Regions from separate parts of the Homo sapiens genome. Here all the other regions are linked to region 3. Evidence: chromatin loops called from intact Hi-C (ENCODE). Cell type or tissue: PC-9. All regions are shown on one strand. Links, peaks and the distances in the headings refer to the core of each region. The heading gives the core; the rest is flanking DNA. Region 1 has its middle 38 kb from the start of ATG4C. Region 2 has its middle 20 kb from the start of L1TD1. Region 3 has its middle 30 kb from the start of USP1.

Region 1 (11,049 bases), core at 3,649-8,648, 340 kb after region 3:
TAAAACTGGAGATCAACTCCAAAAGGAATCTTCTATACCATGCAAATACGTGGAAATTAAATAACCTGCTCCTGAATGAGCATTGGGTCAAAAATGAAATCAATATGAAAATTAAAAAATTCTTCAAACTAAACAACAATAATGATACAACCTATCAAAACCTCTGGGATCCAGCTAAGGTGGTGTTAAGAGGAAAGTTCATAGCCCTAAATGCCTACATCAAAAAATCTGAAAGAGCACAAACAGACGGTCTAAGGTCACACCTCAAGGAAGAAGAGAAACAAAAACAAACCAAACCCAAACCCAGCAGAAAAAAGGAAATAGCCAAGATCGGAGCAGAACTAAATGAAATTGAAACAACAACAACAACAAAAACCAAAAGATAAATGAAACAGAAAGTTGGTTCTTTGAAAAGACAAATAAAATTGATAGACCATTAGCAACATTAACTAAGAAAAGAAGAGAGAAAATCCAAATAACCTCACTAAGAAACAAAACAGGAGATATTACAACTGACACCGCTGAAATACAAAAGATCATTCAAAACTTCTATGAACACCTTTACACACATACACTAGAAAACCTAGAAGAGATGGATAAATTACTGGAAAAAGATAACCCTCCTAGCTTAAATCAGGAAGAATTAGATACTCTGAACAGACCAATAACAAGCAGCGAGATTGAAATGGTAATTTAAAAATTACCAACAACAAAAGTCCAGGACCAGACGGTTTCACAGCAGAATTCTACCAGATATTCAAAGAAAAAATGGTACCAATCCTTTTGACATTATTCCACAAGACAGGGAAAGAAGGAACCCTTCCTAATTCATTCTATGAAGCCAGCATCACCCTAATACCAAAACCAGGAAAGGATACAACCAAAAAAGAAAATTACAGACCAATTTCCTTAATGAACATAGATGCTAAAATCCTTAACAAAATTCTAGCTAACCGAATCCAACAATATATCAAAAAGATAATCCACCATGATCAAGTGGATTTCATACCAGGGATGCAGGGATGGTTTAACATACATGAGTCAATAAATGTGATACACCACATAAACAGAAGTAAAAACAAAAATCACATGATCATCTCAATAGATGCAGAAAAAGCATTCAACAAAATCCAGCATCGCTTTATAATTAAAACTCTCAGCAAAATTGGCATACAGGGGACATAACTTAATGTAATAAAAGCCATCTATGACAAACCCACAGCCAACATAATAATGAATGGGCAAAGTTGAAAACATTCCCTTTGAGAACGGGAACAAGACAAGGATGCCCATTCTCACCACTCCTCTTCAACATAGTACTGGAAGTCCTAGCCAGAGCAGTCAGACAAGAGAAAGAATAAAGGGCACCCAAATCAGTGAAAAGGAAGTCAAACTGTCACTGTTTGCTGATGATATGATGGTTTACCTTGAGAACCCTAAGGACTCCTCCAGAAAGCTCCTAGAACTGATACAAGAATTCAGCAGTTTCCAGATACAAGATTAATATTCACAAATCAGTAGCTCTTCTATACACCAACAGCGACCAAGCTGAGAATCAAATCGAGAAATCAACCCGTTTTACAATAGCTGCAAAAAAACAAAAAACAAAAAACAACAACGAAAAAAAACTTAGGAATATACCTAATAAAGGAGTTGAAAGACCTCTACAAGGAAAACTACAAAACACTGTTGAAATAAATCGTAGACAACACAAACAAATGGAAACACATCCCATGCTCATGGATGGGTAGAATCAGTATTGTCAAAATGACCATACTGCCAAATGCAATCTACAAATTCAACACAATCCCCATCAAAATACCAACATCATTCTTCACAGAGTTAGAAAAAAAATTCTAAAATTCATATGGAACCAAAAAAGAGCCCCCATAGCCATAGCAAGACTAAGCAAAAGGAGCAAATCTGGAGGCATCACACTACCTGATTTCAAACTATAATATAAGGTCATTGTCACCAAAACAGCATGGTACTGGTATAAAAATAAGCACGTAGACCAATGGAACAGAATAGAGAACCCAGAAATAAACCCAAATACTTACAGCCAACTGATATTCAACAAAGCAAACAAAATCATAAAGTGGGGAAAGAACACCCTTTTCAACAAATGGTGCTGGGATAATTGGCTAGCCACATGTAGGAGAATGAAACTGCATCCTCATCTCTCACTTTATACAAAAGTCAACTCAAGATGGATTAAGGACTTAAACCTAAGACGTGAAACTATAATAATTCTACAAGATACCATTGGAAAAACCCTTCTAGATATTGGCTTAGGCAAGGATTTCATGACCAAGAACCCAAAAGCAAACGCAATAAAAACAAAGATAAATAGCTGGGACCTAATTAATCCAAAGAGATTTGCATGGCAAAAGGAACAGTCAGCAGAGTAAACAGACAACCCACAGAGTGGGAGAAAATCTTCACAATCTATACCTGACAAAGGACTAATATCCAGAATCTACAATGAACTCAAACAAATCAGTAAGAAAAAAACAATCCCATCAAAAAGTGGACTAAGAACTTGAATAGACAGTTCTCAAAAGAAGATATACAAATGGCCAACAAACATATGAAAAAATGCTCACCATCACTAATGATCAGGGAAATCCAAATCAAAACCACAATGCGGTACTGCCTCACTCTTGCAAGAATGTCCATAATCAAAAAAATTAAAAAATAGTAGATGTTGGCATGGATGCTGTGAACAGGGAACACTTCTACACTGCTTGTAGGAATGTAAACTAGTACAGCCACTATAGAAAACAGTGTGGAAATTCCTTAAAGAACTAAAAGTAGAACTACCATTTGATCCAGCAATCCCACTACTGGATATCTACCCAGAGGAAAATAAGTCATTATTCGAAAAAGATACTGCACACACATGTTTATAGCAGCACAATTCACAAGTTGCAAAATCGTGGAACCAAACTAATTGTCCATCAGTCAATGAGTGGATAAAGAAACTGTGGTGTATATATGTATCATATATATGAGATATATACATATATGAGATATATACATATATGTATGTATGATATGTATGATACATATATCATATGGATGTATGATATGTATGATACATATATCATATATATGTGATGGAATACTACTCAGCCATAAAACAGAATGAATTGACAGCATTTACAGTGATCAGGATAGACTGGAGACTATTATTCTAAGTTAAGTAACTCAGGAATGGAAAACAAAACATCATAAGTTCTCACTGATATGTGGGAGTTAGGCTATGGGGACACAATGGCATAATAAGAATGATACAATGGACTTTGGGGACTTGAGGGGAAGAGTGTGAAGGGGGTGAGGGATAAAAGACTACAAATATGGTGCAGTGTGTACTGCTCGGGTGATGGGGTGCACTGAAATCTCACAAATCACCACTAAAGAACTTATTCATGTAACCAAATACCACCTGTACCCCAATAACTTAAGGAAAAAAATTTAAAAATAAATAAATAAAATTTTTTTAAAAATTGGCCAAGGATGGTGGTGTGTGCCTGTGGTCCCAGCTACTTAGGAGGCTGAGGCAGGAGGATGACTTGAGCCCAGGAGATCAACGCTGCAGTGAGCCATGTTTGCACCACTGCACTCCAGCCTGGGCAACAGAACACATTTCTGTCTCATAAATAAATAAGTAAATAAATAAATAAATCTAAGTATCTTTGGTTAAATTCCACTTTGGGTAGGGCTAAGAGAGGAGATGTGAACTCTGAGAGCCCAAATATTATGTCTTTCAAGTCTATTTTTTTGGTAAGTCAATTTTTGACTACCCTTTCTTTACTTATTGTGCCCTGTGAACTCTTCCATGTCCATACCCATTCATTGTCTATAATCTTGGCACTTTCTTATTCATTAATTCAACAAATATTTATTCCCTATCACCTTTATTTATGCATTTCTATAGATGCTAGAGATAGGGTAAATAAAAGTATGGCAAAACCAGCAATTACTTTTGCACCAACCTAATATGATTTTTTAAGAAATTTATAATTTCATTAGAGAAATAGATGTATAAACAAAGAAATTATAATACAAACATTGTGATAAGTGCAGGAAGTAGAAAATAGTGATTATTGCTTTCTTCAAACATAAAGTATTGTTAGTCAGGAGTCCTTCAGTTGTAAGTGCCAGAAACCCAATTTCAAACAGCAAAAGCAGAAAATGGAATCTATTGGCTCACATCCCTACAAATTCCAGGAATAGAACTGTGCTAAGGGACTCAAATAATGTTGTTGGGTCTTCATAGCTTATTCTGGTTTATTTCTTGCTTTTGGGGCCTTGCTTTTTTCTTCTGAAGATGGACTCTGAAGTGAATTCTACAGCACACTACCCAGATGCCTTATTTAGAATCGAAGCATTGGTTTCCTTCAGGTTTTGGGAGTGTTGGCTGCTGATGGCTCATAGTTGAGTCTCTTTCTGAGACAAAGGGAGGTGTCTCACTCAAGTTTATCCCTCCTCCCTGAGAATAGCTTGAATCCAAAGACTGATCAATGAGGGATACAAAGGGCTGGCCTCTTGCCTTGATTCAGGACGTACCTAAAAGGCCATCCAGCTTTAGAGTTACCCATGGGAACAGTTCAGGAATCTGAGGAACTTAACATCTGACTCTTGGAAGAACGGTTCTGTGGAGAAGAGGGTTGAGTTTATTTTTTTTATTCTGGAGATATAGGGATGAAATGGAGAGAAGTAAAGAAGAGAAAATATGAAGGGAAACCAAACAACTGTTTGAACTGGTGAAAGACTAGGCACCTTGCCCTGTGACTCCTCTCTAGAACCCTGCAGACTTTTATCAAGTATTTGGCTACAAGCAAGTTTTTTGTGAAACCAGTGGAAGAGTCTGTTCTTCCTCTCTCAACTGGCCTAGGATGGGATGGAACTGTAGAGCACAGGCATATTTAGGAGTTTAGAGACATAATTCTGAGGAAATAAGTTCTAGAACTTTGCAGAAGCAGTAGGTAGGGCTATGAACTCTATACATTGTAAGGTTTGACAGGCAAACATCTGGATGTATCTGTCACAGCAACTAATGTCTTAGAGAATAAGGTATAGCTTCACCAAACATTTGAGGAACTAGTAGTAAAAGTAATCAATGCTAATAAATGACAGTATAATAAAATGAAGGCAAAGTGCCACAGGAACAGAAAGGTCTTGAACAGCTAACCGATATATTAAAGAACAAATAGACTTGCCCGGCATGGTGCTATGTATCTGTAGTCCAAGCTACTTGGGAGGCTGAAGCAGGAAGATCACTTTGAACCCAGGAGTTCAAATGCAGCCTGGGCAACATAGAGAGATCCTATCTCTAAAATAAAAAAAGAAAGAAAGAAAAGATAAATTTGTATAAGTCCATTACTTGGCTTTATTATAATACAGAGAAAAACTGAGGGAAGGATTAGACAGGTCTAAAGCTATTAAAAAGAAATATAGCAAGAAAAACTGGAAGTCCATTGTCTGTGAAAAATTAAAAAAATAAATTATGTTCATTCATCTAGCACGGTGAATAAAAATAATTGACATTCTAAGGCTCCAATTAAAACATTTCCAGGCCGGGCCTGGTGGCCCACACCTATAATCCCAGCACTTTGGAAGGCCGAGGCAGGCGCATGAGTCAGGAGTTTGAGACCAGCCTGGGCAATACGGTGAAACCCCGTCTCTACAAAAAATTTAAAAAATTAGCCGGGCATGGGGGCACACACCTGTAATTTCAGCTACTCAGGAGGCTGAGGCAGGAGGATTGCTTGAACCCCGAGGCAGAGGTTTCAGTGAGCTGAGATTGCACCACTGCACTCCAGCCTAGGTGACAGAGTGAGACCTTGTCTCAAAATAAAACGAAACAAAACAAAATCCAAAAGTGTTTCCTCATGTTTTATTAATTAAAAACAAACAAAACCATAGCTGAGGAGGTTTCTCAGCTCAGAGGTTGACTGAGGAGGTTTCTCTGCAAGTGTGTTTACAACTGTGAATGGTAAATCCCACCAGAAGAAAGGCAAATAAATTAGATCGCTCCTGGAAAGCACTCTGCCTCATTCTTCAGCGGTTTTTGATGATGTGACTTAATATATAAAAAAGCACAGAGCTGAACTCAAAATGAAATAGCAGATTAAGAGAGCCATCTACTGGCAACTCATTGAAATCTGTTTAATTTGTTACGTTTCTATGCCCAATATTTTCTCATCACTAATTCTAGGGTCAACTTTCTAGACATATTTAATCTGCTCAACCTTCATGTTATACTTTTTATGAAGGAGGATATCTTTAATATAAGCTACAATTTGTAACACAGATACCCAGGTTTAGGAATTATTCTTTGAAATTTAGCCAACTTGTCTATTACGCTAAGAATGATGATGACAGTACATGTGATGTTTAGTAAAGTGACCAAAATAAAAGCAGACGACATATGTCCAGCACTGATCCATGTACTTTACTTGTATTGATTCTTATAATCTTCACAAGAACCTTATAAAGGAGGTACTATTATTATTTTCATTTTGCAGATAAGGAAACTGAGTACGGAGAAGTTAGATATCTTGCTCAAAGTCCAACAGCTAATAAGATTTTCCCTTCAGATCAGACACAAGACATAGATATTGTTCTTGTCACTTCTATTCAACATTGTTCTAGAGGTTCTAATCAGGGCAATTAGTTAAGAAAAAGAAATAAAACACATCCAAATTGGAAAGGAGAAAAGCAAAACTATCTGTTTATGGATGACATCACATATACAGAAAGTAAATCCTAGGTAATCCACAAAAAAGTTTAAGAGTTAATAAATAAGTGTACTCAAGGTGGTATGGTACAAGATCAATATGCAACAATCAGTTATTTTTCCTATTCACTAGGAACAAGTAATCTGAAAATGAAATTAAGAAAACAACTTCATCTACAATAGCATCAAAAAGAATAAAATACTTAGGAATAAATTTAACACAAGAAATGCAAGATTTCTACACAAAACATACAAAAATCATTGAAAGAAATTAGAGGTTTAAATAAATAGAAAGGCATCTGTGTTCATGGATTGGAAGACTTGATATTGTTAAGATGTCAATACTCTTGAAATTGAGCTACAGATTCAGCGTAATTCCTATGAAAATTCTGGCTGGCTTTTTTTTTTTTTTTACAGAAATTGACAAGATTATTCTAAACTCCATAAGGAAATGCAAGAGACCCAGAAGAGCCAAACAGTGTTGAAAAAGAAGAAAGTTGGAGAACTCACATTTTCCAATTTCAAAACCTACCGCAAAGTTATAGTAGTCAAGACAGTATTGTGCTGGCATAAGGATAGACATATATATCAACAGAATAGAATTGCAGGTTCAGAAATACATCCATAACTTATGGGCAACTGATATTCAACAAACATGCCAATACAATTTAGTGGGGCAAAAATAATCTTTCCGACAAATGACACTAGGACAACTGAATATCCACTTGCACAAGAATGAACTCTTAACCTCATAGCATATACCATCGGAACTCAAAATGGATCATAGACCTAATTATAAGAGCTAAAACTATACTTTTTTATCTTTCTACCTTGTCTAAATATACTTTTATAATAACAAATTGGGAAATATGGTTAAACTTATGGTTTTCTGTTATTGAATGTCATCAAATTGATGAATAACAAATTGATTGAATATCAAAGTTGATTGAGCTTAATTAAGTATTATTGTGTATGTCTGTGTATCCTGTTGATAGACTGGCAATATTTGGGCAAGTAATAAAAGAAAGACATACATAATTTATAAATTATTGCATACTATATTAGTTTGCTAGGGCTGCTATAACAAAGTACCACCAACTGAGTGGCTTAAACAACAGAAATTTGTTATCTCACAATTTTAGAGACCGGAGGTCCACGATCAAAGCATTGACAAGGCCATGCTCCCTCTGAAGGAGCTAGAAAAGATCTGTCTCATGCTCCTACTGGAAAGTATAATTCCAATCGTCACCTAGAGTTATCCCTTCATGTTTGTCTCTGTGTTCAAATTTCCCGTTTTAATAAGGACACCAGTCATATAGGATTCACAGTTCACCCTACTCTGGTATTATCTCACTTTACCTTAACTAATCATATCTGCAATGATTCTATTTCCAAATAAGGTCATATTCTGAGTTACTGGGGTTTAGGATTTCAACCTGTAAATTTTAGGAGCAGGGGACACAATTCAACTCATCACACATGCTTATTCCATGAGATTAGTTTTCTTCCCTTAATTTCAACAAAATAACTAAATGTGTTTTTATAATCAATATTTTTACATAAATTGTATTTTATTGTAAAATGGCCTGAGGAATTAAAAAATAAAAAAGTATAAGGTCATAAAATTTGCATAAATTTTATAAAAATATAAGTTAAAATAAATGTAAAATTTAACAATTATTTTTATATTTTAAAAAGTTATTTTTCTTCTGAAATTGTTAATTTCATTTATTAAAATTCAAAGCAAAAATTTTATTAACAAAATAAAAATTATTCAAGTAAAATAAAAATTTAATATTTTGAAAATATTTAATAGTATTTAATTTTAATTTTATTTAACTTGTTAAATATTTTTATAAAGATAAAACTATTTGCACTGTTAATGTGCAATGCTTGTCATGTTGCCAATGTAAAGAATTGTTAAACTACATCATGAATTATTATGTTTAGATCTACGTATATGTATATATGTACATTGAGGAGTAATATGTAATGTTTAATATTGCAAAATCTTTCTCTTCCACTACATTATTTATTTTGAATAACAAGTTACTCCAACTCTTAGTATTTTTTTTTTTGCAGATGGAGTTTCACTTTTGTTGCCCAGGCTGGAGTACAGTGGCACGATCTCAGCTCACTGCAACCTCTGCCTCCTGGGTTCAGGTGATTCTCCAGCCTCAGCCTCCCGAGTAGCTGGGATTACAGGCACCCACCACCACACCTTGCTAATTTTTGTGTTTTTAGTAGAGACTAGTTTTGCCATGTTGGCCAGGCTGGTCTCAAACTCCTGACCTCAAACTCCTGCTTGCCTCAGCATCCCAAAGTGCTGGGATTACAGGTGTGAGCCACCATGCCCAGCCTCTTAGTGGTTTTAAAGAATAACATTTATTATCTCACACTTTTTGTGGGTTAGGAATTGCCATGGCTTACTTAGGTGGGTCCTCTGCTTCCTGGTCTCGGACAAGGCTGCAGTCAAGGTGCTGGCCAAGGTTTTTGGTTTTTGGTCTCATTTGAAGGCATGACTGGGGAGGAATGTGCTTGCAAGTTTACACAGTGATTGTTGCCAGGATTCAGTTCTTTGCAGGTTGTTGAACTGAGGGCCTAAGTTTTTTACTAGCTGTTGGTCCTAGGCCACCCTCAGTTGTTTGCCATATGGGTCCATCCAACAATAGCAGCTTGTTTCATCAAAGCATGTGAGCCAGGAAGGCAATAGAGAGAGTCTGCCAGTAAGATGGAAGCCATAGTACTTTAAAGGGCATAAATACAATGAGGTGAGAATCACTGGAGACCATCTTAGAAGATTGCCTGCCATAGTAACAATACGTAACTCTTGTGAATACCATGCTGCTTCATGAGTACTTAGGAACCACAAACTGGAATAGGAACAGAAGCAAGAAAGTGGATGCTTTGCTCTAATGGAAAATGATTCTTGGCTATGGAAGAATCTATTGCATTCATGCTAAAAGGAAGAATTTGACAAGTTAATTAATTACTCTTTTTTCTTACCTAAGCATTTTGCTACTCAAGTCCTCTCCATACTCTGAAGCAGTATTTATCTTTTATATTGCCACCAGGAAAACCCACAGACTATTACAGCATTTGAACACAGTTGCCTTTGGTAGGGCAAGAGATTCAGAGAAGCATTTCTCTGAGTCCTGAACAATGTTACAATGTTAGTCCTGAGAATACATGTTTAAGATGAAGGGTTGCACTGAGCCAGTGCTGAACACCAGTTAGACAATGATGAAGGCACTCATGGTTTTTTTTTTGTTTGTTTTGTTTTGTTTTTGTGTGTGTGTGTGAAAGAGAGAGAGAGGGGTATATTATATATAAGACCCTCTAAAGCATGAGGATACAAAGTAGCAGTTCTTTTTGCTCACGGGTAGTGGCAGAACTGCTGTTTAAGCCACCTGTAACCCAGTAGGGACTAAATATTATTATACTTCTTGGCTTGTCTAACATGTCTCAATTTTTAGGTGATTTGAACTCAGATCAGTCTGACTCCAAAACTCACATTTTCTCTTTCTTGCCTTCTTTTACTTCCTTTCATTCTTTTGAAAGTTACTATTTTCTAATTACAAATATATACACACACAAATTATAAATGATTTGTGAAATGCAGAAAAGCAGTAAAAAAAAAGAATTATTCAAAGTTTCATAATCTAAATGCCAGCATTGTTGATATTTTGATCTGTATTTCTTGATATTCTTTCTTCTAAGTGTAATTTTTCATTTTTTGTTTAACAGAGGTGTGACTGTTTTGCAAGTATAATTTTTTATTCAGTTGTTTTCACTTACCATTACAACATAAGGCACATTTCCATGTTATCATGAACTATTCATAAACATCATTTTTAACAATCCCATGCTCTTTTTTTCTACACTACACTGCTTTCCAGGGAAAGACAGTAAGTCAAATATTGCTCATAAACATTCCTTGTGTTAGTCTAAATTTCAACCTGGCCCAATTTCAGATTCCTCTGAATCTAAAAATAACCTTTCTCTCTCTCTCTCTCTCTCTCTCTCTCTCTCTCTCTCTCTCTCTCTCTGTCTTGGTAGAGGATGAGCTATTTTTGGTATTTGGAGACTCAGGAATTCAGTGGGCTTGGAAGAAGAGGGAAGGGTCAAACTGGGCCATTTGTTACTTTAACCCAAAGCCAGGTCTCAAACTTTGACTTGGAGCAAGGTTCAGAAGGAAGCTACTAACTTAATATTAACTCTTGATATCATAAAAACTCTACTTTTAAAATACAATTATAAAAAAACCTAGCTTTATATATATTTTTATATATTTTGTTTGTGTG
Region 2 (7,480 bases), core at 2,481-7,480, 230 kb before region 3:
CTGGATGACAGAGTGAGACTCGGTCTCAAAAAAAAAAAAAAGAAATAGCACAAACCTGCTGCTCTTTTTAGGGCAGTGGTTCTTAACCTGGGCTATTCATTCAAATCACCTGGGGATATTTTAAAGGCTCAATGCCCAAGCACACCCCAGAGTAGGGGGAGAAAGGGAGAAATCTAAGAACCGGTATTTTTTTTTTTAAAGCTCCTCAAGGAGTTACAGGAAATTTCACTCCCAGGCAAACAACATTCAGACTTGAAGGGGTGGCCAGTCCCTCCACACCTGTGGGTATTTCTAGTTGGGTGGGACGAGAGACTGAGAAAAGTAAGACACAGAGTCAAAGTATAGAGAAAGAAAAGTGAGCCCAGGGGACCGGCGCTCAGCATACCAAAGACCTGCACCGGCACCGGTCTCTGAGTTCCCTCAGTTTTTATTGATTATTATTTTCACTATCTCAGCAAGAAGAATGTGGTAGGAGAGCAGGGTGATAATAGGGAGAAGGTCAGCAACAAAACATGTGAGCAGAAGAATCTGTGTCATAATTAAGTTCAAAGGGAGGTACTATGCCTGGATGTGCAAGTAGGCTAGATTGATGTTTCCCTCTGCCCAAACATCTCAGTGGAGTAAAGAATAACAAAGCAGCATTGCTGCCAACATGTCTCGCTTCCCGCCATAGGGTGGTTTTTCTCCTATCTCAGAATTGAACAAATGTACCATCGGGTTTTATACCGAGACATTCAGTTCCCAGGGAAAAGGCAGGAGACAGTGGCCTTCCTCTATCTCAACTATAAGAGGCTTTCCTCTTTTACTAATCCACCTCAGCACAGACCCTTTACGAGTGTCGGGCTGGGGGATGGTCAGATCTTTCTCATCCCACGAGGCCATATTTCAGACTATCACATGGGGAGAAACCTTGGACAATACCCAACCTTCCAGGGCAGAGGTCTCTGCGGCTTTCCGCAGTGCATTGTGCCCCTGGTTTATCGAGACTAGAGAATGGCGATGACTTTTACCAAGCATACTGCTTGTAAACATTTTGTTAACAAGGCACATTCTGCACAGCCCTAGATCCCTTAAACCTTGATTTCATACAACACAGGTTTTTGTGAGCTTAAGGTTGGGGCAAAGTTACAGATTAACAGCATCTCAGGGCAAAGCAATTGTTCAGGGTAAGGTCAAAATGAAATTTCTTATATCTTCCCTTTCTACATAGACACACTAACAGTCTGATCTCTCTTTTCCCTATAAGACCTTTTTGCTTTTTTTTTTTTTTTTTTTGAGATGGAGTCTTTCGCTCTTGTTGCCTACGCTGAAGTGCAATGGCACGACTTCTGCTCACTGCAACCTCCGCCTCCTGGGTTCAAGCGATTCTCCTGCCTCAGCCTCCCGAGTAGCTGGGATTACAGGCATGCACCACCATGCCCGGCTAATTTTGTATTTTTAGTAGAGATAGGGTTTCTCCATGTTGGTCAGGCTGGTCTCGAACTCCCGACCTCAGGGGCCTCAGCCTCCCAAAGTGCTGGGATTACAGGCGTGAGCCACCAGCACCTGGCCCAATATTCAGATTTTCTATCCCATCAGATAACCAACTAACTCTTCCGGAAGAGATGAGACCTTGAGAGAGGGAATGCAGAGCTGAGAATTCCAGACCTAAAGAGCTACCTGGAAGGTACTGGTCTTTAGACCCTAAGTCGCTGTTTAATCATCTTCATAGGCTAGAAATGAAGTCAGTCCAGGCTTGGGCCACATCCTCCCAAACTCACTCTCTTCCTTCCAACTTTCCACTGTAGCACTGCAGCTGATTGTCTCTGGAACCATCCAGACCAATGGAGAAAAACATGTTCATTTAGCTGAGTCCTCAGTAGGAACCAGACAGGAGGGGAGGGAAGGCAGAAAAGGCCTGGCTGTAGTGCAAGCATTCCTGACCTCCAGTGTGGCCAGAGCCTCAGAAGGTCAGTTTCAACCCCAGCCAGGTTATTAACTGACAGTACGGGAAGGTGGACGTGATCCTCATACCTGTTGGTGCTTTGTCTCTGACTATGACCAGGTTCCATTGCCTTCTAATCCCAGCTTTTCCATTGGCCAGTTAGATCCATTTGCCTGGCCTGGACATTGAGCAACAAGATACAGATGTGAGGGTTTCAGGGTTTGGCCATGGATTTCAGTCCTCGGGTGCCCCCCCGCCCCCACCCTGCCCATATCCTGCTCCTTTCCAATGTCTGCACTCTGAAGGAGACTTGTTGCTAGAATTTATCATTTTGAGTACTCTAAGTAAGATTGCTATTATAGGATACACTTAGAAAATGCTAGCAGAGGCCGGGCACGGTGGCTCACGCCTGTAATCCCAGCACTTTGGGAGGCCGAGGCGAGCAGATCATGAGATCAGGAGATCGAAATCATCCTGGCTAACATGGTGAAACCCCGTCTCTACTAAAAAATACAAAAAATTAGCTGGGCGTGGTAGCGGGCGCCTGTAGTCCCAGCTACTCGGGTGGCTGAGGCAGGGGAATGGTGTGAACCCAGGAGGTGGAGCTTGCAGTGAGCTGAGATCGAGCCACTGCACTCCAGCCTGGGTGACAGAGCAAGACTCCGTCTCAAAAAAAAAAAGGAAAACACTAGCAGATTTAGTGGTCGTTTTTTTTTTTTTTTTTTTTGAGATGGAGTTTCCCTCTTGTTGCCCGGGCTGGAGTGTGATGGTGCAATCTCGGCTCAGTGCAACCTCCACCTCCCGGTTTCAAATGATTTTCCTGCTTCAGCCTCTCGAGTAGCTAGGATTACAGGCACCCACCACCATCCCCAGCTAAATTTTTTTGTATTTTTAGTAGAGATGGCGTTTCACCATGTTGGTCAGGCTGGTCTCGAACTCCTGACCTCAAGTGATCCACCCGCCTCGGCCTCCCAAAGTGCTGGGATTACAGGCGTAGGCCACCGTGCCCGGCCCTGACAGTAATTAAAATTGATTTGTAGGCCAGGCGTGGTGGCTCATGCCTGTAATCCCAGCACTTTGGGAGGCCAAGGCAGGCAGATCACTTAAGATCGGGAGTTCAAGACCAGCCTGACCAACATGGAGAAACTCGCCTCTACTAAAAATACAAAATTAGCTGGGCATGGTGGTGCATGCCTATAATCCCAGCTACTCGGGAGGCCAAGGCAGGAGAATCACTTGAAGTCAGGAGGCAGAGATTGCAGTGAGCCGAGATCATGCCATTGCACTGTAGCCTGGGTGACAGAGCAAGACTCTGTCTCAAAAAACAAACAAACAAACAAACAAAAACAACTTACTGGTCAGGAACAGTGGCTCATGCCTGTAATCCTAGCACTTTGGAGGCCGAGGCGGGAGGACTGAATGAGTCCAGGAGTTTGAGGCTGTAGTGTGCTGTGATCACACCTGTGAAAAACCACTGTACCCCAGCCTCAGCAGCATAGTGAAACTGTCTCTTATTAAAAAATGACATGAGGCCAGGCAAGGTGGTTCACGCCTGTAAATCCCCAGCACTTTGGGAGGCCGAAGTGGGCAGATCACTTGAGGTTGGGAGTTCAAGACCACCCTGACCAACGTGGAGCAATCCCGTCTCTATTAAAAATGCAAAATTAGCTGGGTGTGGTGGCGCATGCCTGTAATCCCAGCTACTTGGGAGGCTGAGGCAGGAGAATCACTTGAACTCAGGAGGTGGAGGTTGCAGTGAGCTGAGATTGAGCCACTGCAGCCTGGGCAACAAGAGTGAAACTCCATCTCAAAAACAACAACAACAACAACAAAAATATGAGCTGAGGGCTGGGTGCAGTGGCTCATGCCTGTAATCCCAGCACTTTGGGACTCCAAAGGGGTGGATCGCTTGAGGTCAGGTGTTCTAGACCAGCCTGGCCAACATGGTGAAATCCCATCTCTACTAAAAATACAAAAGCTAGCCACGCATTGTGGTGGGTGCCTGTAATCCCAACTACTAGGGAGGCTGAGGCAGGAGAATCGCTTGAACCCAGGAGGCGGAGGTTGCAATGAGCCAAGATCCCGCCACTACACTGCAGCCTACACAACAAAGCAAGACTCCATGTCGGGGAAAAAAAAAAAAAAAAAAAAAAAAAGACATGAGAGGTACAAGAAGGGTCAGGAAAACCACCTGCAGAGGCTGCAGAACAGTAAGAGTTAGCCAGGTGGTCAGGTGAAGGAACAATGAGGAGTACTATGGCACGGTGGCCAGGGAGAGCAGCAACATTTCAAAGTGGGATGCCAGAATAGTGAATTCCAAAAACTCCTGGATCAAGTATGACTGGAACATAAGACGAGAGAAGTGGAAAGACAGGCAACCAGGCAGACAGGCAGGGTCCCGCTCAGGAAGGGCCCTCTAAGCCACTTGACGGAGTGTGGAATTTATCCTTTCAGCATTATGCAGTCACTGATCTTGTGTTTTTTTGTTTTGTTTTTTTTTTTGAGACAGGGTTTCTCTCTGTTGCCCAGGCCACAGTGCAGTGATACGATCACGTCTCACTGCAGCTTTCACCTCCTGAGTTCAAGTAATCCTCCTATTTCAGTGTCCCTAGTAGCTGGGACTACAGGCATGCCACTATGCCCAACTAACTTATTTATTGTAGAGATGGGGTCTCACTATGTTACCCAGGCTGGTCTCAAACTACTGGCCTCAAGTGATCCTCCTGCCTTGGGCTCTCAAAGTGCTGGGAGTATGGGCATGAGCTACCCCACCTGGACAACTGAGCTGTTTTAATCTGGAGAGTTTTGTGATCAGATTTTCCCTTTAATGAAATGAAGTTTTGGCCTTCACTGCAACATTTTTACTGTTTCTCAGAGTGTGGCCCATGAACAGTTTACATCAGAACCCTGGATCGCTGCAGGTATACATGTACAAATCAGAGTCTGTATTTCAACCTAGTTTCTTCCCTGATTCGTCACTGAACACGCACAGGCGTACATACTCTAAAGTTCTTTGAAGAACCTCCAATTTAACAGCTAGAAAAGCAGAGGAAAACCTGTATCTAATATTAAAGAACAATGACTCTTCAGAAAGCTACTCACATCTTAGCCAGAAGATGGCGCAGGTTTTCCATTTACCTGGCTCCTGCCTGGCTAGAAAGATGGAAATCTTGTTCAAAAGAAATTGCTTGATCTCATTACTTAAGTCAGAAGAGGGCTCCCCAGAAATTATGATGGCAAGTGAGAAATGAGAAAGACTTATAACAGGTGGGAATAGGCATCCCATCTCCATAGATGCCACCCTTCTCTCCAGAAAGCATAGCAAATTAGGACATGTCCACAAGGCTAGAAGAGTACTACACTCCCAAAAAGAAAGCTCTAAGCATCAGGTGCGGTGGCTCACGCCTGTAGTCTCAGCACTTTGGGAGGCTGAGGTGGGCGGATCAGGAGGTCAGGAGTTCAAGACCAGCCTGGCCAACATGGTGAAACTCCGTCTCTACTAAAAGTACAAAAATTAGCCGGGCATGTTGGCAGGTGCCTGTAATCCCAGCTACTCAGGAGACTGAGGCAGGAATGAAACTGGGAGGTGGAGGTTGCAGTGAGCTGAGATTGTGCCACTACACTCCAGCCTGGGTGACAAAGCAAGACTCCATGTCAAAAAATAAAAAATAAAAAAGCTCTAATTAATCCCTCCGCCTTTTTTTTTTTTTTTAATATATTGGCTGCAGAGTTAGGGCCAGCCATTATAAGAGGGTAGGCCTTAATTTAGGAAAAACAGCAACTAGCCTCCATCCCCAGGTGCAAGTGAGAGAAGACCTCTAGTCCCAGCCGGGTACAGTGGCTTACTCTGGTAATCCCAGCACTTTGGGAGGCCAAGGTGGGCAGATCATGAGGTCAGGAGATAGATACCATCCTGGCTAACACGGTGAAACCCCATCTCTACTAAAAATACAAAAAAATTAGCCAGGTGTGGTGGCACGCACCTGTAGTCCCAGCTACTCGGGAGGCGGAGGCAGGAGAATCAGTTGAATCCAGGAGGCAGAGGTTGTAGTGAGCCAAGATCGCGCCACTGCATTCCAGCCTGGGTGACAGAGCGAGATTCCATCAAAAAAAAAAAAAAAAAATCACCTCTAGTCCCAGGGCTAGTGGACGGGGATGCACCAGGTTCCCTAGATTGTTGAACCCATCTTGCTGGTTCTCTTCCTTTGCTCCTAGTTTGAGTCCTGGCATCAGTGAGGGCTAGATGCAGAGCCCACCACGTTGGGACCTCCACTGAGAGTTAGTTTTGTGTGAATCAAAATGAAATTCTAAGCCCCCCAACCAACTGAATGGAGACCCCCACCCCCATTCTAAAGCAAGCCTGAAAAACCAGTTCAGGCCATCATGGGAAGAGGGGATCAGACAAGCCTCATTATACCATTCTCCTTTTGGAATTCAGGCACAACTGACCAGCATTAACATTAAAATAAGAGATTTTAGGCCTGGTGTGGTGCTCACGCCTGTAATCCCGGCACTTTGAGAGGATCGCTTGAGCCCAGGAGTTCAAGACCGGCCTGGGCAACAAAGCAAGCCCTCCTCTCAAAAGAAATGAAAAAAAGAAAAAGTCAGATGCGGTGGCTCATGCCTGTAATCCCAGCACTTCGGGAGGCTAAGCCAGGTGGATTAGGAGGTCAGGAGTTCAAGAACAACCTAACCAACATGGTGAAACCCCGTCTCTACTAAAAATACAAAAAATAGCCAGGCGTGGTGGCACACGCTTGTAATTCCACCTACTCAGGAGGCTGAGGCAGGAGAATCACTTGAACCTGGGAGGCAGAGGTTGCAGTGAGCCAAGATGGCACCACTGCACTCCAGCCTGGGCGACAGAGCGAGACTCTGTCTCAAAACAAAAACAAAAACAAAAACAAACCATTAAAATAGAGATCCTAAGACTGACAAAGCCCACTCTTTGTAGCAATAAGATACCAAATTCCAACGTGACTCTAGTATAGTTTCACATGACAGAGAGCAGGCCCTGAAAGAAATCCAAAGTATTTTACCCCAAAATATATTCTTCTGACATATTTTAAAATGGCCCTGGTGGGCAAATCTACATTCTAGTGGGGAAATCTACATTCTGTAGAGAATCACCTTCCCTTTCCAGGTCTTTTCCTGATCCAGAGAGATTAACTAGAGTCTGGCACCTTTTAAGGCTTGATAAGAGACATTTACCATCTGTTCTACATAATAAGAACCTTGGTTTCCACAACCCCTTATCTTAACCCAGATACTCCTTTCTATTGATTCCTAGCCTTTAGATAATAACTCTTTCAACCAAATGCCAATCAGAAAATCTTTGTATCCACCTATCCCATCTTTCTGAACCAAACCAATGCATACCTTACGTGTCTAGATTGATGCTTATGTCTCCCTAAAACGTGTAAAACCAACCTGTAACCCAACACCTTGGGCACATGTTCTCAGGACCTCTTGAGATTTTGCCTTGGGCCTTGGTCACTCATACTTGGCTCAGAATAAATCTCTTCAAATTGTTTACAAGGTTTGTTTTCCCTGACT
Region 3 (11,049 bases), core at 3,714-8,713:
CCATAAATACATACTCCTACTATGTACCCACAAAAATTTAAAAAAATTTTAAGAAGAGAGGTGGAATAGGCCGGAGTCAGAGGTGTGCATTTTTGGGGGGAAAGGGGAGGTTTCAAGGTCCACACATAGGCCCTTCTCTTTGGCAAATAACAGATTCTGTGCAGTTATTGTATGTGTTAGTTCGTATATTTCATTGAGCTGTATTTGGAGGAGGGGAGGATAAGAAAATATGTCTCGTTTCTCTCTGTATCTCAGCCCATAACAGTGAGCCCACCACAGTGTAGCACTCAACCAACAAAGGGTCACGCAAATCAGGCCTAGGACTCTAAAGGCTATATCCTCAGGCAACCAGTTTTGGGTGAAAGCTCCTTAGAGCCCTCTGACCTGAGGCCAGGAGTGACTGAGTTTGTGTTGTGTCTGAGATTTAAAAAAATAAAAATAAAAAAAGGCCAGGCGCGGTGGCTCAAGCCTGTAATCCCAGCACTTTGGGAGGCTGAGGCGGGTGGATCACGAGGTCAGGAGATCCAGACCATCCTGGCTAACAAGGTGAAAACCTGTCTATACTAAAAATACAAAAAAAATTAGCCAGGTGCAGTGGCGAGCGCCTGTAGTCCCAGCTACTCGGGAGGCTGAGGCAGGAGAATGGCGTGAACCTGGGAGGCGGAGCTTGCAGTGAGCTGAGGTCGCACCACTGTACTCCAGCCTGGGCGACAGAGCAAGACTCTGTCTCAAAAAAAAAAAGTGGGTCTTAAGTGGTCCCAGCTGTGGGGAGAGGAGGGCGTGAGAGACTGGGAGCCAGGTGGGGCTGGACAACTATTGTTCTACTTGAATTTTTTTTTAGAGATGGGGTCTCACTCTGTTGCTCAGAATGGAGTGCAGTGGCGCAATCATAGCTCACTTCAGGCTCTAACTTCTGGCCTCAAGCAATCCTCCTGCCTCAACTCTGAGTTGCATGGACTGCACATCCTGCTAATTTTTAAATTGCTTATAGAAATGGGGTCCTACTATGTTGCCCAAGCTGGTCTCGAATTCCCAGCCTCAAGCGATCCTCCTTCCTCTGCCTCCCAAAGAGCTGAGATTACAGGAATGAACCACCACCGTGCCTGACTTGTTTTACTTGATGAATGCTTGTTAAGAATAAAACCTGGCCATGCGCGGTGGCTCACACCTGTAATCCTAGCACTTTGGGAGGCCAAGGCGGGCGGATCACCTGAGGTCAGGAGTTCAAGACCAGCCTGGGCAACATAGTGAAACCCTGTCTCTACTAAAATACAAAAATTAGCTGGGCATGATGGCGGGTGCCTGTAATCCCAGCTACTTGGGAGGCTGAGACCAGAGAATCGCTTGAACCCAGGAGATAGTGGTTGCAGTGGGCTGAGATCGTGCCACTGGACTCCAGCCTGGATGGCTGAGCAAAACTCCGTCTCAAAAAAAAAAAACAATAAAATTTGCAAAAAGAAGCTCATAATTCTCATTCCAAGACTGTTTCAAATTCCAAATACATGGATCCGAAAATGTCAAGCTCTCTTAAATTTGGGTACTGTCTGTGAGACCAGTTAGTGAGGTTAGTCTTTCTGTTCCATCTGCCCCTCTCTCTGCCTCCCAGCTTAGCCTTGATTCCATCACATGGGCTGGAGTGGGAGCCTCAGAGGAGGCTGGACTTCCCTGGTGTGCTTGCAGCTAAAGTCATCACTTTGGTGAGCATGTTTCCTGAAGGAAGAATGACATACGAGTTCACCAATGACAATTTCTCTACATGGAGTCCTGTGGGCAGTCAAAAACACAGGCCCACCATGTAACTTCTAAAATAATGAATTGGTAATACTGGATGTCAGTGAAAGCAAACCACCCTGATGAGATGAATGCTGGCAGGCATGGAAAGGTCTAGCCATCCCTTCTCATCAGCGGACGGCTGGTCTCATCAGGACACAGCTCCCCCTCTTCTGGCCCTAAGGGAACCTGATCTCCCAGCAGATGAGGACTGTGAATCCGCTCCTGGATTTGGCAAAATTGAGGAGGTTTCTGTGGTGACCTGGGCAAAAGCCTGATTAGAGTAAGCTTAGGGAAGGATTGGAGGACAGAGAATTGGAGACAGTGAGAACTCACAGCTTTTTCAAGAATGATTAAAGAAATGAGACCAGACTGGGTGCGGTGGCTCACGCCTGTAATCCCAGCACTTTGGGAGGCCAAGGCCGGTGGATCACAAGGTCAGGAGTTCCAGACCAGCCTGGCCAACATGGTGAAACCCCGTCTCTACTAAAAATACAAAAATTAGCTGGGCATGGTGGCACACACCTGTAATCCCAGCTACTGGGAAGGCTGAGGCAGGAGAATCACTTGAACCCGGGAGGCAGAGGTTGCAGTGAGCTGAGATTACGCCACTGCACAACAGAGTGAGACTGTTTCAAAAAGAAAAGAAAAGAAAAGAAAAGAAAAGAAAAGAAATGAGACCATAATTGGCAGGCAGAGGGAGGTGGTGTGGGGGTGCTGGGACCAAATAAGATATAAGATGGAAGGAAAAATGGCACAACTGTATGCTTGGGAAGAGTAGAGAAGGAAGAACTGATGTCAGAAATGGATGGAAGGCCCCAGTGGAGTTGAAAGATGATTGAGCTGGGATACTAGAGAGAGAAAGCTGAAAAGAGACTGTGAGTGGCAAGTGGCAAGTGGGATGTTTGACATTGAGATCATAAAGAGCACAGAGGCCCAGCACGGTGGCTCACGCCTGTGCCATCCCAGCACTTTGGGAGGCCAAGGCAGGAGGATTACATGAGCCCAGGAATTCAAGACCAGCTTGGGCAACATTGTGAGACCCCCATCTCTACAAAATTAAAATTAAAATTAAAATTAAAAAAATAAAGAGCACAGACACTATCTTGAATCCACAGAAAAGTATCCTGCAGAGGGCTGACCTTACTGCCTGTGTGCAGGCTCCTTCTTGAATTATGCTGAGAAGGCTTCTAGTTCAGCGGAGGATCATGAGGATGAGGAGCATGCACTACGGATGACTGAGTAGTGAGGCTGAAATACCTAGGTCCCCAAGGGCTCTGAAACAGAGCCATTCTATTCACCCTGGGCTGCCTCTCACAGGACTTCCACCTGAGAGAAAAAGCTCCTCTCTCCCTTGGGTTCCTGTTATTCTGAGTCTCAGTTCTTTGCAGATGAACCCAATTCTAACTAATAGGAATAGTAATAGAAAAGAAGCCACTGTAACAAAATTGTACCAAATAAAATAGAATTTAGGGCTAAAAGTAATAAATAGAAAGTAGGACAGTATCTGATGATAAAAGGATTGATCAAAAAATCATAAATTTAAATGGACTTATTAATATAGCTTGTTATATGTTAGTAGACTATAAGAAATGATAGTTTAAGTGGACAAAAATAGTATTAAATAAGAAAGAGTGTACATATACAAAAATTACCATGTATTATGTCCTAAAGTTTATTCTTAGTTGCTGAAAAATGAATCTACTCAAGCTAATTTAAGCAGAGAAGAGCTAATAAGATATTAGGTAACTCCCCAGTTCTCCAGGTAGGGCTGACAGCCAGGTTTGTATATCAGGACCCACACATCTAGGAAAAATGCCTACTCACATCATGAGATTGTCCTAGCAGAAACATCACTGCCATCGCCTCCACCACTTGACACTCTGCACCTTTGACAGTAGGAACAAGATCCCAGTCAGTGCTCCCTGCAGGAGGCGGCAGCCTCATTCTGTCTAGTGCAGAATGGCTGCTTGATGGAAGCTAGTTAAGTAAAAGTCTTACCATGCTCAAAAAGCCACCAGCCCAGACAGTTTTTTTTTTGTTTTTTTTTTTGTTGTTGTTGTTTTTGAGATGGAGTCTTGCTCTGTCACCCAGGCTGGAGTGCATTGGTGTAGTCTCGGCTCACTGCAACCTCCGCTTCCTGGGTTCAAGCAATTTTCCTGCCTCAGCCTCCTGAGTAGCTGGGATTACAGGCACCCGCCACCACGCCCGGCTAATTTTTGTATTTTTAGTACTGACAGGGTTTCACCATGTTGGCCAGGCTGGTCTTGAACTCCTGACCTCATGATGCACAGGCCTCGGCCTCCCAAAGTGCTGGGATTACAGGCGTGAGCCACCACTCCCGGCTGCCCAGTTTTATATGCAAGCTCTGTTACACCTTCATAGAAGAAATAAGCCCTTATAGATGTTTTTCATAGAATAGAAAAAGAGGGAAAGCTGTCCAACTCACTTTATGAGACTAGTATAATGTTGATACTCCCCAAAATAAGAAGAGTACAAGAAAATACAATTGTAAGCCATGCTCTCTTATGAATGTAGATGCAAACCTTTTTTAAAAAAGTTAACAAATCAGAAAACCAAATGCCACATGTCCTCATAAGTGGGGGCTAAACATTGAGCACACATGGACATAAACATGGGAACAGACACTGCGGACTGCTCAAGTAGGGAAGGAGGGAGAGGGGCATGGGTTGAAAAACCACCTATTGGGTACTGTGCTGACTACCTGGGTGCAATATCCCCAAGTCACAAGCCTGCATCTGTACCTGCTATATCTAAAATAAAAGTCGAAATTTTTTTTAAGTCACAAATCAAATTTAGTACCATATTAGGAAAAAAACAAAAACAAAAAAACAACCTTCCTGGCCAAGTAGGGCCCTTGGGAACACCAGATAGAAAGAGGTAATGCAGCCTATGGTTAAGAGACAGGTCTGGAGCCAGTGTATTTGCCGCTGTCTAGCTGTATGGCCTGGGGCAATTTACCTAACCTCTCTGCACCTAGGTTTTCTCACCTGTAAAATGAATGTAACAATAGTTCTTACCTGATAGGATAGTTGTGTGAACTAAATGAGTAAATTAAGTCAAGAACATAGAAGAGAGACTTAATTAGTTGTCATTACCTCACCAAATGCAGTGGAGATAGAGGCCAATAAACAAGGATGCAACACAAGACTGACAGCAGCTGATGCTGGCCAAGGATGACAACAAACCAGAAACCTCCTCCTTCCCTTCATGCCACATGAGTCTATCAGAGCCCGGATGCTACCTTGGGGACCAACATGGAGCAGGATGGGTAGAAGCTGGAATTAACTGAGCATTGGCTGTGATTGAGATTTTCTGCTACGTTGTTCCTCTACTGAGAATCCCTACTGATTCTGAAATCTGATCTACGTCTGGAATCTCCTCCTGATCTGTGGGGTATTGCTATCAGATGCAAGAAGACTAGCTAAGGCCAGGCGCAGTGGCTCAAACCTGTAATCCCAGCACTTTGAGAGGCCGAGGCGGGTGGATCGCCTGAGGTCAGGAGTTCGAGATCAGCCTGGCCAACATGGTGAAACCCTGTCTCTACTAAAAATACAAAAATTAGCCAGGTGTGGTGGTGGGGAAACTGTTTTTAATAGAGTAATGGAGGTGAAAACCACGCTGAAGAGTAAATATTAACGAGGGGCTTGGTATCCCTTGTTTTATATAACTGTAGGTCTATCTAATTCCAAAGCCCATACTGCTCACTTTTCAACATCCTGCTAAATTGTCACTCTTCCCTCCTGCTTTTCTTTAACCAGTATATTGATTAAACCACACAAGCAAAGAAACGTGCCCAACTGCCTAGAGTACTAGCTAACAGAGTCTGGATAAATTACTAGCAATACTTATTGTTTAATACAATTCTGTTTTTTGTCCTTATAACAATTACACATTCTGACCTCCACATACATAATGAATGTGGAGAACCATCTTTTGGCCTCCCCAGGCCACTATCTTTTGGAAAACCAGCAAATTTAAAGACCAACCAACACTATGATGTGAGCGCCACCTACTGTTAAGAAACTTAAAAGCACATCTCAGATAGTCCTCATATCTTGAATTGGTTCAAAGTATTAAAGCACATGTTCCAGAGATACTTCAGTTGGATAAATCGTAGGTGATACTTACTTTCAGTTAACTAGTTAAAAGGTTAAAACTTTAAAGGTTCCCTTTAATTTTTTTTTTGAGACAGTCTCGCTCCATCCCCCAAGCTAGAGTGCAGTGGTGCGATCTCGGCTCACTGCAACCTCTGCCTCCCAGGTTCAAGCGATTCTCGTGCCTCAGCCTCCCCAGTAGCTGGGATTACAGGCGCCTGCCACCAGGCCTGAGTAATTTTTTGTATTTTTAATAGAAACAGGGTTTCGCCACGTTGGCCAGGATGATCTCGAACTCCTGACCTCAGGTGATCTGCCCGCCTTGGCCTCACAAAGTGCTGGAATTATAGGAGTGAGCCACCGTGCCGGCCAAGTTCCCTTTAATTTTTTTCTCTTTAACCTTTAGTTAATTAGTAAACTGGTCAATTATTTGTGCATGTTCTCTCTTTTAACTACAAAATTCTGTCTTTTAACTACTTAAGAAGTTTTAAGTTTTACAATTTAAGTTGTTTTATATGTAATGTTGAATGTTTTAAATAGTGGACATTTCTAAGACCTACTTGGTGGGCTTGCATTTGAAAACTTCAACCTGGCTGGGTACAGTGGCTTACACTTGTAATCCCAGCACTTTGGGAAGCCGAGGTGGGCAGATCACCTGAGGTCAGGAGTTCAAGACCAGCCTGGCCAACATGGCAAACCCCATCTCTACTAAAAATATAAAAATTAGCTGTGCATAGTTGCACATGCCTGTAATCCCAGCTGCTCCGGAGGCTGAGGCAGGAGAATCACTTGAACCCTGGAGGCAGAGGATGCAGTGAGCTAAGATCACGCCATTGCACTCCAGCCAGGCCCTAGATACTAGAAATCTAGGGTTTTAAAAAATTATCTCAATGTAGAGCAAACAATATAAAAATATAACAAAAGGCTAAGTGGTATAATGGAAGTCTCTGTGAAGAAAAATCAGAAAAGTTTGCTGTGGGCTTTTCTACAGAGGCAACTTTTGAACTACAGAATGTCAGAACAGGTAAGAATTTATTCATTTGTCCATTTATTTATTAAGTACCTACTATATTCACAAAGACAAATAATGCAGGATTCACTTTCTAAAAGAAGCCACAGCCTAACAGAGGAGGTAGATATATAAACAAATTATTTATTCCTCCCCATCCCTTTGTATAAAATCAGAATAAAATATGTTAATTAGGAATGGAAATATAAACATCAAGAGACTCAGATACGTACACAAAGGAGTCAACACTTGGTATAAAGTACTATAACAGGAGTAAGTCCTATGTGAAATGGTAACATAAAGATGACTTGATTAACCTCATTACTTGGTGAGTCCTACAGAAATATGAGTTCCTAAAGGGTGAAATTTGATCCTATTAATTTTGTAACTCCTGGACCAGCACTGGGGCTGGAACACAGTGGCCAGTCAAAGCTGGCTGAATTGTGCGCAGAGGAGGGAAAGGACGGACAAAGAAGGCTCATCAAGAAGATGATCAGCTAGGCGCAGTGTCTCACGCCTGTAATCCCAGCACTTTGGGAGGCCAAGGCAGGTGGATTGCATGAGCTTAGGAGTTCAAGACCAACCTGGCCATCATGGTGAAACCCTGTCTCTACTAAAAGTACAAAAAAATAGCCAGGTGTGGTAGTGCACGCCTGTGGTCTCAGTTACTCAGGAGGCGGAGGTGGGAGGATCCCTTGAGCCCCGGAAGTTGAGGCTTCTGTGAGCCGTGATTGCACCACTACACTCCAGCCTGGGCAACAAAGCCAAACCCTGTCTCAAATTCAACAACAACAACAACAACAACAAAACTAGGAATTTAAGTTAAGGAGTTTTCAAGGTTAACAAAAGGAGATGGGGGTGAGAAAAAAAGAGTACTCTGAGTAAAGGAATCAATATGGAAAAAAAAAACAGATTTGTTGAACAACATAGCTCACTGGGGAAAACGCAAATAACTCAGTATATTTGGAGTATAGGGTGGGAAGAGGGAAGTGACTAGATTGGAGAAATAGGGGCAAACTTACACCATGGAGGGGTTTGCATGCCGAACACGGGAGATAGGACATTAACTATACATAGATGGATGTCTTAGAAAGACAGCCCTCCTGGCAATGGAAAGGATGGATCAGAGTGAGAAAGAGACTAAATAGGAGGAACTTGACAGGAAGGTGTGAAAGTAGAGAGTGGAGACAAACTAAGGCCACAGAGAGAAAGGGACAGATTCAAAAGTTTTTTGTGATGTCCATTTTGTTGCTATGAAAGACTAGAGATCCTTAAATTCTTCTGCTGTATATCATCTAAAAATACTCAACAAAATACTAACACACACACACACACACACACACACACACACACACACACACACAGGCTCTGTCTGACTCTTAGATGATTAGAAGGAAAGGGAAACCTGAAGAAGTCCGGGATGAAATGGGAACATAAAAGCAGGGAGGGGAGTATGAATGAGGAAATTAACCCAAGAAGTTGATGGTGACACCATCAGATAACCTAGAAGCATACATGGACCAATGGCAGGTGCATCACTGCACAGAGGAACCTGGGAATAAAGCCTTGGGCCCACCCAGGGCAGAGAGCCAGCAGAGACCACCACAGGTAAAGCTAGGACTCAGGAACAGGAAAATACTGTTCCTGGGAACCTGGGGAAAATAATCTTCCCCACAAATGTAGAGAACAGGGAAAATGGTTTGTTTTGCCCTTGGCTTGAAGAGAAAGTTTTAAAAGTTCCCTGAGAATTTTAGTGATTGACCAACTCTCACACAGGTTTTGGGCCTGAATCTACATGAGTGTCTTAAAAACTGCAATATACCTCGCCGTGATACACACACATCATAAATCACTATTTAAAATGGACCAGGTCTGGAGTGCCTCAAGGCATAAGTGAGAAATTGAAGAAATCCTCCTTGGGAAAAATATGGGATTTTTTTTTCTATGGCTGCTATAAAAAAATGCCAAAAATATAGTGACTTAAAACAACACACATTTATTACCTTACAGTTCCACGGGTCAGAAGTCCAATGTGAACCTCAATAGGCTAAGATGAAAGTGTAAGCAAGGGGCACAGTGGTGCACACCTGTCATCCTAGCTACTCAGGAGGCTGAGGTGGGAGGATCACTGGAGCCAGGGAGTTTGAAACCAGGCCAGGCAACATAGCAACCAGCAGGGCTGCATTCCTCTATGGAGGGTCTAAGGGAGAACCCATCTTGTCGGTAGAGGCTGACCACATTTCCTGGCTCACAGCCCCCTTTCTCCATTTTCAAAGACAGCAACTTTACACCTGTCTGACTCTTATTCTCCAGTCACATCACCTTCTCTTGGTATAGCTAGAAAAAAATCCTCCGTTTTTGTAGGCTGATTTGATTATATTGGGTACACCAGAGAATTCAGAATAATCTTCCCATCTCAAGTTCCTTAACCATAATCATATCTGCAAAGTCCCTTTTGCCATGTAAGGCATTTTGTTCACAGGTTCCAGGCATTAGGACATCAGTGTCTTTGGAGGACCATCATTCTGCCTACCACAAGGACATCTCAACCCATGCCTCAAAATATTTTTGAGCTTCCAATTTTTAAAAAAGCAATAAAACTAGAGTAGATAAAGATTTTGGCTACTGGAGTTATGGGATAAAAAATTTTTAAATAAGAATATTTGGCCAGGTCTGGTGGCTCATGCATGTAATCCTAGCACTTTGGGAGGCCGAGGTGGGTGGGTTGGTTGAGCCCAGGAGTTTGAGACCAGCCTGGGCAACATGGTGACACCCCGTCCCTACTAAAAGTACAAAAAAATAGCCAGGCATGGTGGCACTTACCTGTAGTCCCAGCTATTTCCTTCTGCCAAAGTGCTGGGATTACAGGTGTGGGCCACCGCTTGCTCCTTCCCTCCCTCCCTCCCTCCCTTCCTTCCTCTTTTCTTTCTCTCTCCCTCTCCTTTTTTCTTTCTTCTTTCTTTTCTTTCTTTCTTTTGCATCTTGTTTAAGAAATATTTTCCTATCCTGAGGTTAAACATCTTTTTTTCAATATTATCTTCAAAAAGTTTAAAAGTATGGTGGCTCACACTCATAATCCCAGCACTTTGGGAGGCTGAGGCAGGAGGATCACTTGAAGCCAGGAGTTCAAGACCAGCCTGGGTAACATGGTGAGACCCCCTATCTCTACAAAGAAAATTTTTTTAATTAGCTAGGTGTGGTGGCATGCACCTGTACTTAGAGCCACTCAGGAGATGAAGCAGGAGGACTGCGTGAGCCCAGGAGTTCAAGGCAGCAGTGATCTATTGATACAGGAGTGCGACAGGGAAGTGCTGGGTAGAGAAGCCCTGGAGAGGGCTCCAACCTCAGGCCTGCGCCCACAGACCTAAGTGAGAACAGGCATTCCTGTTTTCATGCCAGAATGTTCGATTTTTTAAGACCACTCTGGCCCACCATGCCCCCATCCTGTGCCCATATAAACCTGAGACCTTAGTGAGCACACACACAAACGGGCCAAATGTTGAGAGGAGCAGAGGGACAGAGCGGCAGAGAGGGGAGGAGAGCAGCAGAGTGGCACGGCAGAGACGGAGGGAAGAGGTGTCTGAACATCGGCCAAGATCGGCCAAACTCTAGGGGAGGATTATCTTCCCCACCCCTCCACCTTCCAGCTCCCTATCCCTCTTGCTGAGAGCCACGTCCACCACTCAGTAAAACCTTACATTCATCCTTCAACCCTGTGTGTGATCTGATTCTTCCGGGACACTGGGCAAGAGCTTGGCATATAGAAAGCTGTTACACTGGCCTTCTGCCCTTGTGATAAGGCAGAGGGTCCACTGAGCTAATTAACACACAAGCTGACTGCAGATGGCAAAGCTGAAAGAGCTTTGTAACACTGGGGTTGCAGGCACCCACCCCTAGACGTTACCGCGGGCCCGAGGGCCCAAAGCACTTGCCCCAGCCTCTGCAACTACTTGTCTGCATGCTGTCTCTAGGGGTTTGAGCTTTGAATAAACCGAACAGGTGAGCCATATCCCTGTCACACAACCTGCAAGGAGAATCAGGGAACTCTCCCATTTTACTGTGATCACACCATTGCACTCCAGCCTGTGTGAGTGAGAGTGAGACCCTGTCTCTAAAAAGTTAAAATTAAAAAAAAGTTTAAAAGTTTTTACA

What was found. A loop is a pair of places that touch in the nucleus more often than their neighbours do. Peaks named below come from ENCODE experiments on the same cell type or tissue, not always from the same donor. Only the 100,000 strongest peaks of a DNase experiment are listed, where the experiment ranks them.
Region 1: it touches region 3 in a loop (3-fold over the local background); 13 of 110 quality-filtered maps call a loop at or near these places.
Region 2: it touches region 3 in a loop (17-fold over the local background); 106 of 110 quality-filtered maps call a loop at or near these places.

The regions. Positions count from the first base shown.
Region 1 is chr1:62,740,575-62,751,623 of GRCh38, forward strand. No RefSeq gene overlaps it. Among named protein-coding and RNA genes, the nearest start is that of ATG4C, 38 kb to the right of the region's middle. In PC-9, for the core only: CTCF peaks have their summits at 6,148 (motif pointing left) and 6,349; no DNase peak of the experiment used is centred there; H3K4me3 peaks cover 587 bases.
Region 2 is chr1:62,170,724-62,178,203 of GRCh38, forward strand. No RefSeq gene overlaps it. Among named protein-coding and RNA genes, the nearest start is that of L1TD1, 20 kb to the right of the region's middle. RefSeq lists an enhancer at 6,264-6,811. In PC-9, for the core only: CTCF peaks have their summits at 5,029 (motif pointing right) and 5,231; a DNase peak (open chromatin) is centred at 5,078.
Region 3 is chr1:62,401,798-62,412,846 of GRCh38, forward strand. No RefSeq gene overlaps it. Among named protein-coding and RNA genes, the nearest start is that of USP1, 30 kb to the right of the region's middle. In PC-9, for the core only: CTCF peaks have their summits at 5,776 (motif pointing left) and 5,977; no DNase peak of the experiment used is centred there.